Linked DNA regions of Homo sapiens: regions 1 and 2 are each linked to region 3. The links are chromatin contacts, found by Hi-C or POLR2A ChIA-PET in ENCODE. All regions are on one chromosome and are shown on one strand. Each heading gives the region's core, a stretch centred on a gene start or an enhancer-like site at or near the end of the contact. The rest is flanking DNA. Distances are from core to core; before and after follow the strand shown. Region 1 holds the start of RABAC1 (Rab acceptor 1). Region 2 holds the start of BLVRB (biliverdin reductase B). Region 3 holds the start of CCDC97 (coiled-coil domain containing 97).

What was found. Hi-C counts contacts between places; a loop is a spot of excess contacts on that map. ChIA-PET counts read pairs that join two places held with the same protein, here RNA polymerase II (POLR2A). Pooled maps may share reads with other maps.
Region 1: a pooled map shows a loop between it and region 3 (5-fold over the local background). The contact joins the promoter of RABAC1 here to the promoter of CCDC97 in region 3. A Hi-C loop is called at or near these places in 2 of 50 pooled maps. POLR2A ChIA-PET finds 5 or more read pairs at or near these places in 3 of 52 experiments (T-cell, WTC11 and activated naive CD4-positive, alpha-beta T cell).
Region 2: a pooled map shows a loop between it and region 3 (4-fold over the local background). The contact joins the promoter of BLVRB here to the promoter of CCDC97 in region 3. A Hi-C loop is called at or near these places in 1 of 168 maps with a recorded cell type or tissue (natural killer cell) and 5 of 50 pooled maps. POLR2A ChIA-PET finds 5 or more read pairs at or near these places in 1 of 52 experiments (GM10248).

Annotation. Positions count from the first base shown.
Region 1 is chr19:41,957,329-41,961,717 of GRCh38, reverse strand. It overlaps RABAC1 (Rab acceptor 1), which reads left to right and starts at 2,397. Exons shown (of 5, transcript NM_006423.3): 1 at 2,397-2,481; 2 at 2,770-2,982; 3 at 3,335-3,432. The coding sequence starts at 2,426. RefSeq lists an enhancer at 2,020-2,309 and silencers at 2,420-2,669, 3,120-3,189.
Region 2 is chr19:40,463,487-40,467,811 of GRCh38, reverse strand. BLVRB (biliverdin reductase B) reads left to right here and starts at 2,067. Exons shown (of 5, transcript NM_000713.3): 1 at 2,067-2,202. The coding sequence starts at 2,124. SPTBN4 (spectrin beta, non-erythrocytic 4) reads right to left here and starts at 811. Exons shown (of 36, transcript NM_020971.3): 1 at 507-811. RefSeq lists a silencer at 1,653-1,852 and an enhancer at 2,874-2,993.
Region 3 is chr19:41,307,391-41,312,029 of GRCh38, reverse strand. It overlaps CCDC97 (coiled-coil domain containing 97), which reads right to left and starts at 1,858. Exons shown (of 5, transcript NM_052848.3): 1 at 1,674-1,858. The coding sequence starts at 1,719. It overlaps LOC105372401 (a long non-coding RNA gene), which reads left to right and starts at 1,981. Exons shown (of 2, transcript XR_935968.4): 1 at 1,981-2,092; 2 at 2,205-4,491. It overlaps HNRNPUL1 (heterogeneous nuclear ribonucleoprotein U like 1), which reads right to left. Exons shown (of 15, transcript NM_007040.6): 15 at 4,243-4,639. RefSeq lists enhancers at 1,523-1,812, 3,086-3,265.

The sequences.
Region 1 (4,389 bases), core at 1,148-3,647, 650 kb before region 3:
GGGCTTTTGCCATGTTGGCCAGGCTGGTGTTGAACTCCTGACCTCAAGTGATCCACCCTCCTGAGCCTCCCATAAGTGCTGGGATTACAGGACCACGCCCAGCCCCGCAGTCCTCCTTTGATTTTCAAGTTTGAATCCTATTTAGAAAACCTGATTCCAGGCCAGGTGTGATGGGTCACGCCTGTAATCCCAGCACTTTGGGAGGCTGAGGTGGGCAGATCACGAGGTCAGAGTTTGAGACCAGCCTGACCAACATGGTGAAACCCCGTCTCTATTAAAAATACACAAATTAGCTGGGCATGGTGGTGCACACCTGTAATCCCAGCTACTCAGGAGGCTGAGGCAGGAGAATCGCTTGAACCCGAGAGGCGGAGGTTGCAGTGAGTAGACATTGTGCCACTGTACTCCAGCCTGAGCAACAGAGTGAAACTCCATCTCAAAAAAAAAAAAAAAAAAAAAGGAAACCTGATTCCACTAAAAGCCTGGGGGTGACAAAGAGGAAATAAACAGTAACTAGCCAATCTGATCTTCAAAGTGTAACTCTTCCATCTTCAGTGTGGGGCCCTTGCAAAGGGCTTCCCTGCCTATTGCGCCACCAGCCCCTCAGACAGGGCCATCTTCCTCCCACCTCCTGGGAACACCTTCCAGCAGGCCTCAAAGCACAAACCCTAAACTGCTGTAGATCTTGGAAGACAAGAGCTGGGCCTAAAAGAGTCACTTGGGGCCAGGCGCAGTGGCTCACACCTGTAATCCCAGCACTTTGGGAGGCCGAGGCGGGCAAATCACAAAGTCAGGAGTTCGAGACCAGCCTGGCCAACATGGTGAAACCCCATCTTTACTAAAAATACAAAAAATTAGCTGGGCATAGTGGCGGGCGCCTGTAATCCCAGCTACTCGGGAGGCTGAGGCAGGAGAATCGCTTGAACCCAGGAGGAGGTGGAGGTTGCAGTGAGCCAAGATTGTGCCACTGCACTCCAGCCCTGGCGACAGAGTGAGACTCCGTCTCAAAAAAAAAAAAAAGTCACTTGAACCTGGGCATGGTGGCTCACACCTGTAATCCCAATACTTGGGAAGGCCAGGCAGAAGGATCGCTTGAGTCCAGGAGTTTGAGACCTACTGGGCCAACACAGCAAAATCCCTTATCTACTTAAAAAAATTTTCAAAAAAAAAAAGGTCACCTGGTTATCCCATATAGATATTTTCCTTCCAGCCCCACCCAGCTGCTTTGGAAAATTAGGATCCCAGTCTGCTTAAGGGAGCCCAGGCTTCCCTATACTTCCACACACATTTCTTGAGGCCCTGTTCTGGTTCACCCCATTAGAATTCAATTAGAATTCCAGCCCTGTGGGCCAGGCACAATGGCTCACGCCTGTAATCCCAGCACTTTGAGAGGCTGAGACAGGAAGATCACGAGGTCAGGAGTACGAGACCAGCCTGGCCAACATGGTGAAACCCCGTCTCTACTAAAAAAATACAAAAATTAGCTGGGCGTGGTGGCGGGCGCCTGTAATCCCAGCTACTCTGGAGGCTGAGGCAGGAGAATCGCTTGAACCCAGGAGGCAGAGGTTGCAGTGAGCCGAGATTGCGCCATTGCACTCCAGCCTGGGCAACAAGAGCGAGACTCCATTTCAAAAAAGCCCACAAAACTTCTCAACCTTTTGTCTTTCCCAACTTCACTCCCTTCTCTCCAAAGGTGTGTGTGGCGGGGTCGGAGGTGTCCCTAGCCCCAACTCATTCATCTTTGGGACTCCACAAGGTGGGGCAGGGGGCAACCTCAGATACCCCTCCAGCAACCATGGCCCCCTCACTAGCCTCAATCTCTTGAGGAAGGAATCAATTCCCACAAATTATCTAAATCTTTCTACTCAAAATGTAGTCCATGGACCAGGGGCATCAGCATCACCTGGGAACTCAGAAATGGAAATTATGGGCTCCACCCCAGACTTGCTGAATGAAAACATCTGGGCTAGGGCCCAGGAATCTGTTTTAGCAAGCCCTCCAGGTGTTTTTTTATGCCCTCTAGAGTCAGAAGGACAGCTCTGCACGGTCCCCATTGTGCCTTCCCTGGGAGAGTACACAACGCCCGCTTCTGCCGTTAGAGTTCCCATAACGCCCTCGCTCCTGACAGCCCACATGCACCCTCCTGAAACTACAACTCCTATAATACCCAGAGGCGCGCGCCGTCACTTTCTGGGATTATATCTCCCAAGGTGTTTTGCGAGTCAGACCGCCATCATAGCGCCCATCCTCTTAGTCACCGTCAGGACTACAACTCCCACAATACTCGGCGGCAGAACTACAGTCCCCAGCTGCTCCGGGGCTGCGCCACGTCGACTCCGCTGGGTGGGGCCGGCGTCGGGCGGGGCCGGCGGGGTCTTCAGGGTACCGGGCTGGTTACAGCAGCTCTACCCCTCACGACGCAGACATGGCAGCGCAGAAGGACCAGCAGAAAGATGCCGAGGCGGAAGGGCTGAGCGGCACGTGAGCGAGCTGGCTCTAGGCCCTCGGACCAGAGACCCGGGAGTCCGGGCCCCCGGCCCCCTCCTCCCTCCTCCCTCGAGAGCCTGGAGTCCCAGCCCCGAGCCGCAGAAGTGTTGGCCCCGGTCTCCTCTAATGGGACCCTGGAGTCTGGGCCCCTAGTCCCCTCCCTGCCTGCTGTACAGGAATCTGGGGTCCCGGGAGGGAGTCCAGGCACCCTTAGTCCCCTTCTTTTGCGGGGGTCTGGGGCTCCATCCCGGTCCACCACTGACCCGGCCCCACCCCCCGCAGGACCCTGCTGCCGAAGCTGATTCCCTCCGGTGCAGGCCGGGAGTGGCTGGAGCGGCGCCGCGCGACCATCCGGCCCTGGAGCACCTTCGTGGACCAGCAGCGCTTCTCACGGCCCCGCAACCTGGGAGAGCTGTGCCAGCGCCTCGTACGCAACGTGGAGTACTACCAGAGCAACTATGTGTTCGTGTTCCTGGGCCTCATCCTGTACTGTGTGTGAGTGCCTCCCGGGCCCCGCACCCGCACTAGCCCCGACCGGCTGGACCCCTCCTCTCGCCGCTCAGGCCCCGCCCTTCACCGCCCGGTCCCTCCTCTCACCGCCCAGGGCCCTCTTCTCACCGCCCAGGCCCCGCCCCCAAGGATTGGCTCTGCTAGACTACCTTGTCACCAAAGGGCCAGGTCCCCTACCCCACCATCACCCTGGCCAGGATGCAGTGTGACTAAATGTCACCTGGCCCTCCCTGGTCTCCAGGATGTAGCTTGCCGCCCGCCGGTGGAGAAGGCCAGGGCCGTCGGGCTGGCCCAGCCCCAGCTGTCTAACCGCTGCCTCCCTGCACTCCTCCTCCAGGGTGACGTCCCCTATGTTGCTGGTGGCTCTGGCTGTCTTTTTCGGCGCCTGTTACATTCTCTATCTGCGCACCTTGGAGTCCAAGCTTGTGCTCTTTGGTGAGAAACCCCCTGCCCAGATGAATCCTTGGTCCCTCAAATCTTGGTCTTTTGGAATGCAGACAGACCTCAGACCCCAAATCCAAGTCCTTCAAAACCCAAGTCCGCCCAAGCCTAGATGTACACTAGATCCCCCAAACCTGATCCCTTAAAATCTCAGACACAACCGATCCTTCCATCGAGTCTCAGCCCCCTCAAATTGCTATTCCTCAAACCCAGGATCCACCTGGCTGCTGTGCCTTAAACCTACTCCTTTTCAAACCACATGACTCCTCCCCTCTCTCTCCTCCCCTTGCCGCTCTCTGCGGCCAACATCAGCTGCAGGTGCCCACACTGGACACCAGGTGGCCACCTTACACTGGCCTAGATCTGTTCCCGTTTCTTTTCCTGCTTTCTGGGGTGTGACCAGAAAGAACTTGGAACTTAGAGAGGGAAGCCGAGGAGTATGTTTCATGTGGTTCCCAGACTAGTAGTACCAAGGACCACTGGGAAAACAAAATGCCAGGGGAAATTCCCCCCAGGGGAAAATCAAGGTTTGGAGTGGGGTCAGGGAGTTGGGATTGGACAGTTAGGTAGACCTGAAGGCCAGGCTCTTCAGGGGCCTGCAAGTTATGTGCTTGATGGGCTGGGGTGGAGGGAGTGCCTGAAGCACAGGCACGACTTGGCTTCAGCTGATCACCGTCACCAGAGCATGTAGACCCCATCCCTGAGACTTCTATGAGAAGCCTGAAGTTGGTATTTTTATGTGAAATCGTTCACTTTGCCAGCCACAAATCACATCCTTGCAAAACAGCTCAAAAAACACATCCACAGGTCAGATTTGGCCCTTGGGCCACCAGTTTGAGACCCTGGTCTGCGCGAGGGTTGCAGCAGGAGAGCCCTAGTCTAGGGAGCAGGAAGCCGGGATCCCAGGAACTTCCTGGAGGATGTGGGGCAGAGGGCAGAGGGTGGGGCTGA
Region 2 (4,325 bases), core at 818-3,317, 840 kb after region 3:
GTTACAGCTGTTTTCTTCAGTGGAAGACACTTAGAGATGGGGAGGCCCTTAGCACTCCTGTTAGCCCTCTGGCCAGGCCGAGGATCAGCTCTGGCCATAACGCGATTGAATGGGAAGGAAGGGAGCAGGTAATAGGGAAGCCGGGAAGGGGTGTCCTGCGAGCCTCCCCCCAACACCCCCCCCCCCCCGCAAAGGCTGGTGGGGCGCTGGGCTGCGGTGGCATCAGAGGCTTTAACCCTTCCCAGGCCGCGCCTCTCTCCCTGCGGTCCAGACACTGCGCCCAAGGAGGGGGCCTGGGAAGGACAAGGCCTGGGGGTAAGACCCACGCGTGGCGCGGAAGCTAGACCGGGTGGGGGGGTTGTGGGCTCGTCCTGCCCTCGACCCTTTGCCTCCCTCCAGCCGGGGAGACCCGGGGCTCCAGCCATGCCCCGTGCGCGCGGAGGAGGGATGCTCGCCAGGTGGGGACATACTTGGGGGAGGGGCTGTCGGCCCCCCTAGCAGCTCACCTGGGCCCGCGGCCGCCAGCGTCGCTGTCTCCGCTGCTCGCCGCGACCGACCGCCCTCCCTGTCGGCGTCCGCTGCCCGGCCCGGCCCGGCCCGGCCCAGCCCGGCTCAGCTCGGCCCCGCCGGCCCGCGGCTCAGCCAGATCCGCATGCGCCGCCGCGCCTCCCTCTCTCGCGCCGCCGCCGCGCTCAGCGCGCCCCCGGGACCCCCTCCCGCCCGCGGTCCCCGCGCCCCGCCGCCCGAGGCCCACGCGCAGTCACACCCGGCCGCGGCGTGGGGTGCACGGCTGCACTCGCGAGGGCACGGCGGCGTCACGCGCTGCACACTCCCACGGGGTCACGCTCGCCACGCTGCCATACTCGCGGGGGCCTCGGCGCACAAACTCACCCCCGCATCCACGCGCTTGCGCGCCGTCACTCCCTCCTGTGGGGTCTCACGGGGTCACACCCTCACGCCGTCACACGCGGCGTCCACACTGGAACGGTGTCACCCACCACCACACAAATCCAATAGGGTAACCACCGCCCACGCGGCGTCACACACAAATGCACCTGTCACACACAGCCGCACACTCCCCGGCAGTCACAAACAGTGTCATAGGCCCACACATCACGCACAGCTTCACAGCCACAGTGTCACACACTCTACACACTCGAACCTTCATAGCAGTCGCCCCGCACATGCTGCACCGCCGCACCTCACACATCATAGTCACAGGGGGTCACAATGAGCAGCTCAACACAGACACCCACAGCCACACACTCGAATGGGGTCCCGGTGTCACACATCCTTACACGAGACATGTGGTGTCACACACTGTCACAGTCTAATTAGTCTCACGCTTCCATGTAGCACACCTCACACGTCCCACACCCTATCGTACAGGCTGACGCAGTGTCACCCACGGTGTCACCACAAGGTCACAAAAGAACAGAATCAATGCCTGCCACACGTGGTGTCACGCACGTGTAGTCACACTGTAACACGGGATCACACTCAGAGGATGACACAAGGTGTCACCCACAGTCCTGCTTGCCCTCCGGGTCACTGAGTCACACAGGGTCATATAAGTGCATAGGTACGCCGTGACACAGTGTCTTACATCCAAGTGCACACACACACTCTGTCCTCCTAACTTTCTCCCCTTGCTGGTTCTGGGAGGCCCTGGGGCTTAGAGTGCGCCCCAGATCCGCTCCAGGCTCCGGGAGAGGGGGCGTGAGCTACGAGAGGCCGTGGGTGAGGCTCGCCTGGCCCCGCCCCTCTCCGGGAGGTGGAGCGCGGAGGCAGGGCGCTGAGTGACAAGTTATCTCGGCTCCGTCCACTCTATTTGTTGCTATGTGGAGGCGTGGCCTTCTGTGGCCCCGCCTTCCAGTCTAAGTGGCGCGCAGAGAGGGCGGTGCTGGACGGTGAGCGAATGCAAGCTGACGCCTGCCCCGCCCATCCGCGTTAGGCCCCGCCCCTTGACCTGAGCCGCGGGCGGAGAGTCTGAGGCGTGGCCCTTCGAGCCAGCTCCGCCCCGTTGTTCCTGGCTTGAGTAGGGCAGAGAGCACCGCCCAGCAGCCAGTGGGTTCCCGCGCGTGCCGAGACTCTGAGGCCTTGCACCCCCACGATCCCGTACGATGGCCGTCAAGAAGATCGCGATCTTCGGCGCCACTGGCCAGACCGGGCTCACCACCCTGGCGCAGGCGGTGCAAGCAGGCATGAGCCGGGGCGGGCGGGGCATGTCACGGGACAGACGGGCAGAACTTTAGGAAGGGGCACCATGGGGTCGGGCCGAGGCTGATTGGGGCCATGAGCGCCCCAGCCAGGTGTATGAGGACTCAGGGGCCAAAGCAAGTGGCCACGGGGGCAGAAATGGGGAAAGATGTGAGATCCAAGTTTATGTGAGTCCAAGCCAGAGAGGAATTGGCCCCGGGAGCCCCGGGAGGACTCCACTGGCACAGTCGTGTGTAAGTCCAGGGCTCTTATGCAATGCGGTTGTCATTATTGTGGTTGTGGTGGTGGTTGTTCGCACTCCCAGAGAGGATTTACTAAGCCAAGCTTGCTCTGTCGTCTCTTCACATGAGAGCTTTCAAAATGGGGTGGGAACTAGTATCACCCTACTTGACAGATGAGAAAACTGAGACCCAGAGAGTGACTTGCCCAATATCACACAGCTGTTAACTGACAGGACTGGGATTTGAACTCAGCTCATGCTCTTAACCACCACAAGTCCCCAGGCTGGAAACTGAAAAAGTTGGGGGGTCAGGTTGCTGCGAGTACCTAATGGGAAGGAGTCACAGAGAGACATGAGTGAAGACTTGGGGACAGCAGTCCTGGGAAAGTCAATGAGGGCTGAAAATTTGGAGTTGCCCCAGGAGAGAGGGCAGAAAAGGGGATAACCATCCCCCAGCACTCCCTGCCCCCACAGCCCAGACTTGACCAACTCCCAGCTGGGCCTGGGACTTCCAGATATGGGGCCCCACCCTTGCAGGCCTTGGGGACGCTGAAGATATTGACTATCTGCGTGCCCCAAAAGGGTGGAGGCCAACAGGACCCCACTCTGCTGTCTCCCTTGGAGGGACTCTGAAAGTTCTTCTCTAGGTCCATAACTCTCCCCTTCCCCAGGGAGACCACGTGAGGATCTTGACTTGTGGAGAATGGGGAGCTGTGGGCCTCTCAGTAAAAACCAGTTTGCTGATAAGCATTTATTCGGGAGTAATGGAGAAGGAAGTAAGAGAGAGAAGTTGAGAGGCGCTGAGTCACCTGGAAATCCACTAATTCCACCGAATTCCACTCGCCCACCCTGCTGGTCATAGCTGGGACTGCACTCAGAGGGTTAAGAACTGGAGCCTAGGGAGCTTCAGAGCTGTGGCTCTGAAAAATCTCTTCCCAGCTCTCAGCTTTGCTGTCCCCCTCAGCAAAGGGAAGGGCTGGCCAGGCACGGTGGATCATGCCTATAATCCCAGCACTTTGGGAGGCCAAGGCGGGAGGATGGCTTGAGGCCAGGAGTTTGAGACTAGCCTGGGCAACGTAGCAAGACCCCATCTCTACAAAAATACAAAAAAAAAATAAATTAGCTGGGCGTGGTGATGCATGCCTGTAGTCCCAGCTACTCAGAAGGCTCAGGTGGGAGGATTGCTTGAGCTCAGGAGTTCAAGGCTACAGTGAGCTGTGTTTGCACCACTGCACTCCAGCCTGGGTGACAGGGTGAGACCCTGTCTCTCAAATTTAAAAAAATACATAAAAAGAAAGAAAAAGAGGCTGGGTGCGGTGGCTCACGCCTGTAATCTCAGCACTTTGGGAGGCTGAGGCAGGTGGATCACGAGGTCAGGAGTTCGAGACCAGCCTGGCCAATATAGTGAAACCCCGTCTCTACTAAAAATACGAAAAATTAGCCGGGCATGGTGGCTGGTGCCTGTAATCGCAGTTACTTGGCAGACTGAGGCAGGAGAATAGCTTGAATCCGGGAGGCAGAGGTTGTGGTGAGCCGAGATTACGCCACTGCATTCCAGCCTGGGCGACAAGAGTGAAACTCTGTCTCAAAAAAAAAAAAATTAGCTGGGCACAGTGGTACGTGCCTGTAATTCCAGGTACTTGGGAGGCTGAGGCACAAGAATCGCTTGAACCTGGGAGGTTGCAGTGAGCTAAGATTGCATCACTGCACCACTGCACTCCAGCCTGGGTGACACAGCAAGATGAAAGGAAAGAAGGAAGGAAGAAAAGGAGGGAGGGATGGAGGGAGGGAGGGAGGGAAGGAAAGAAGGGAGGGAAGGAGGGAGGGAGGGAGGGAGGGAGGGAGAAGGGGCTTGGATTAACTGGAGTTCACAATGGTTCTGTAG
Region 3 (4,639 bases), core at 609-3,108:
CTAATCAGAGCAGTTTCTTAGGAGAAAAGTCAGACAGTCGTGAGCAGGAGACGAGGAAATGAAGACCAAGTATACATGACTCTCTGAAGGAGACAGATGGGGCCAAGAGACAAATTTTTTTTCTTTTTTTTGAAACAGGGTCTTGCTCTGTTGCTCAGACTGCAATGCAATAGTGCAAACACAGCTCACTGCAGCTTTGACCTCCTGGGCTCAAGTGATCCTCCCGCCTCAGACTCCTGAGTAGCCGGGACCACAGGAATGCACCATCAAACCTGGCTAATTTTTTTTTTTTTGAGACAGAGTTTTGCTCTGTTACCCAGACTGGAGTACAGTGGTGCGATCTCTGCTCACTGCAACCTCCGCCTCCCGGGTTCAAGTGATTCCAGTTGGTGCCTCAGCCTCCCGAGTAGCTGGGATTACAGGCACATACCACGACGCCTGGCTAATATTTGTATTTTTAGTAGAGATGGGGTTTCGCTATGTTGGCTAGGCTGGTCTCCAACTCCTGACCTGAGGTGATCTTCCTGCCTCCGCCTTCCAAAGTGCTGCGATTACAGGTGTAAGCCACCGGGCCCGGCCTTAATTTTTAAATTTTTTGTAGAGATGGGGTCTGGCTATGTTGCCAGTGCTGGTCTCAAACTCCTGGGCTCAAGTCTCACTCTGCTGCAGAGGCTGGAGTGCAGTGGTGTAATAATCTTAGGTCACTGCAATCTCAAAGGATTCGAGTGACACTCCCACCTTAGTCTCCTGAGTAGCTTGTCCTAGCTACTCCCTAGCCACCAGGCCTGGCTAATTTTTAAATGTTTATAGAGATCAGGTTTCTCTCTCTTGCCCAGGCTGGTCTCAAACTCTTGGGCTCAAGCAACTCTCCTGCCTTGGCCTCCCAAAGTGTTGGGATTACAAGCGGGAGCCACTGCACCCGGCCTTAAGACTTTTTTTAGGTTAAATTTTTTATTTTTAGAAAATTTCAAACATACACAAAAGTAGAAAGTACAACGACAATTCTCCCCCTACCTCCATATACCAATCATCTCCATCTGGCTTCCACAATTACCAATTCTTGGCCAGTGGTGTTGGAGCCACGCTTCCAATCACACCTCACCCGACGTCGGATTACTTTGAAGGTTGTGGGAAAGCACAGAAATTGAGTAAGGACTTTGAAAGGAGCCTGGCTGGATTTCGGACTTTGGGGGAAACGGGAGTTACAATGAAATGAAGGAATCGTTAGATTGGGATAAGTTTGCATGAGGCAGGTAGAAGTTTAGCCTGGAAAGGTAGGAGGATTCGTCTAGAGAGCAAGGGAAGGCTCAGCTTGGTACAGGGAAGGAGGTAATTTGAGAAGGGCTGGTCTGAGGCAATGCAGGAATTAGGCCGGGGTAGAGAGGTTTCTGTTAATTTGAGAGTTAGCCTGGTAAGGAAATGAATTAGGGACATGGAAAGGATTGGTCTGGAACTGGGAAGAGGTTAATTTCGGGGGGAAGGAATGGAGGAAAAGAAGGTCAGCCCGCGACAAGGGAGGGAATAATCTGGGCAAAGTAGTGAAGAGGACCGGTAAAGCTGAGGGGGGTGGGTGTCCCCCTAAAACGAGTCCTACTTCGCGTTCCTGGGGGAATCATTTCCTAGAGACACCGCAACCGCACCCACCCGCCGCCTGCGCGTGACCAAGATCTCACCCTTATCGGGTTCCTTCGCCGCCGTCGCCGTCGCCACGGCCTCCATCCTGATTCTCTCGGACTTTTCAACCGCCCGGCGGGCCCCGCACACTAACCTCCGGCCCACGCACGCAAGAGACACTTTCGCCTGAGAATGTTCCGGGTCCGGGTGCACCGCTGCGCCCAGGCACCGAAGTTCCGGGCCTAAGGCAGACGTTGCATTGCGCATGCGTGCCTCTCTCGGGCTCCGCCCTCCGCAGCCAGGAAGGAAAGGGGCTCCCCGGAGAGTGAGAGACCCTTAAACCTCTCCTGTCAGTCAGTAGGAACCAGAATCATTGTTCGTTTTATCACTGCTGTGACTCCAGCTCCCAGCGTGCTTAATTTTGGGATGGATGGCTAAAGGACTTTCCCCCGGAGCCTGGAGCCGTCATACGCTGAGGGTTCGTGCTCTCGTTTAGACCCCCGCTTGTCCTTTTCCTTTCTTAACTCCTTCAGGAATTCAGGAATATTACTAAGCCTTGACTCTTTTTTTTTTTTTTTTTTTTGAGACAGGGTCTCGCTTTGTCGCCTAGACGAATGCAGTGGCGCGATCACAGTTCAAGTAACCTCACATTCCTGTGCTCAAGTGATCCTCCTGCCTCAGCCTTTGGAGTACTTGGGACTACAGGCGCGCACAACCGCGCCCGGCTAATTTTTAAAATTTTTTTGTAGAGCCAGGGGTCCCACTTTGTTGCCCAGGCTAGTCCCCAACTCCTGGCCTCAAGCAATCCTCCCGCTTCAGCCTCTCAAAATGCTGGGATTACGCGCGTGAGCCACCAGCCTGGCTTACTTCCGTCATCATACCCTGTCTCTGGCTGGCATGAGATGGATAGTGAGATAGAACTTCCCATTTTGTGTTCCCAGGACCTGGAGGAAATCTACAGGTGTGAAACAAGACAACTCTGGTCCTTATTTCCCTATGGGATGGGTGGGGCTCTATTTAGGTGTTACCAGCAGAGTAGACAGACATGTCACTCAGTGGCCAGGGCTTTGATGGATCCAGAGGGCTGAGGGAGCTGTCCACCCCAGGCTGGAGGGTCAAGGAAGCCTTCTTTCTGGGAGGGTACCCTCAAGCTAAGACCTGAAGAACGAGTAGGAGCTGGGTTAAGAGGAAGGTAGGGAAGAGTCTTGAGGAGGATGGCACGTACGGACGGTTCTGGTTGCTGCAAGCACTTCACTACGGTCAGGGCATAGGAAAGGAGCTCTAACTTGAAAGCCATGATTGGGCTGTGGAGGTTTTGAGAACCTCATGAATTTTTATGCAAAATTCCATGTACCTCTGTATTCTCCAATGCAGTGGTTCATGGCATCATTTGTGGGTTCCAAAAAGGACTTATGGCTCCTCAGAACAAAATAAACACTGATTTGATATTCAAAGGGGGAGCAGAAAGAGAGGGCGCCAGCGATGTTACCAGGTGCTAGGCCATGCAGGGCCTCATAAGCCATAGTAAGTGGCTTGACCTCCTTTATTCTGAAGGGAGTGGGCATCAAGGGACTGGAGATGAGACGTGTGAGAAAAACTGGCTGAGAACAGAGGAAGAGCTTCCCCATTTGCATTCCCTTGAGGTCTGGAGTTGTGGAAGAAAGCCAAGGAGGTCCCTATTTACCAACCCAGATTCCTAGGCATTACCAGGAGAGGCCAGCAGAGGGCGCTGTAGCCCAGCATATGGACATGAAGGGAAGGGGACTTTCCAGACTAAAGGCCCTGCCACCTCCTCTCTGGCGCATTCTAGGGTCCCTTTTAGCCACCAACCTTGGTTCCTTCTCACGTTCTGATGCCCTACCCGAGATTCTGAGACTAGTCAGTTTCCCTCCCTTGTTTTTGTTGCCCATCTCCCCTTCACAAGGCTCTGAGCTCCCACCAGGGAAGATTGGGGCTGAATTGGCTTCTCCTGTGGCCCAGCATTGTCTCTCACAAGGAGCCAGGAACACAGCATGTATGAGGGAACGAAGACATAAGGTTGCTAAGGAAGGGGAAGATGGGCCATGGGGATGCAATCTGGAGTCTTTTACCCTGGCTCACTCCTCCAGGAAGCCCTCCCTGCACACCACCCCAGGCTCTCACAGCTGACCACTTGGTGCTGGCAGGTCTTTGTTCTCTCTGGAGTGGGAGCTCTGTGAGAACGGGGTCCAGGACTGCCGTGGCCATACTATGTCCCCAGCACTGTCCAGGACAGCTGAAGAACACAGCAGGTGGCTCACACACACTGGCTGAAACATGAAGCTCCTGGAATCCCCATGAGCCCCAAACACAGAACAGGCAGGAACTGTCCTCCGTGCTGCACACAGGCCAGGCCTGAGGCAGGTGGTCTGTGGATGCCCAGTGATGATGCCAAACAAACCAGCCCTGGTCTCTGCCCCATCAGTCCCACCCATCCCTCCACCTAGAGGCCTGTTCCATGTCCTTTACTCAAAAACTCCTGGAGGGATTTTAGACTGTGAGAGGTAGAGAACAAGAGAAGCACTTTAAAAATGAACTAGTGGATTTTAAACCAGGGACCCTTGTTTAAGCGTGCATTTTTAGCACCAAAATCGGGGCCAGGCACATGAATCCCTCAGTTAAGTTGTTTAATGAATGAGTAAATAATTTCCCTTTAAAGAGGCCCCCACCCCAATTAACGGCCAACTGCAGTAACACTTCAGGGTTTCAACCCTGCTTCCTTCCTGCTAGGAGGTGCCATGTCATTTATTCAAAGAAAACAAAACGAAACCAAACAAAACAGGGCAAACACATTTCTTAATAAGTGCAGTTTGTTAAAATCATGTTAAAACATATGAGTCAAGGGGAAGTAAAAATAAAGGGTATCACTGTAGGAAAAGCTTTTGGGTCTGGCACCTGGGAGACCACTGGAGAGGAGGCAGTGGGAGAAACTTCAAGTTCTGAAGGGAAGGAGCCCCCCAACCTCCCCTTCTTCCCTCTCACCCACTGAATCCCACCAGAAACTACC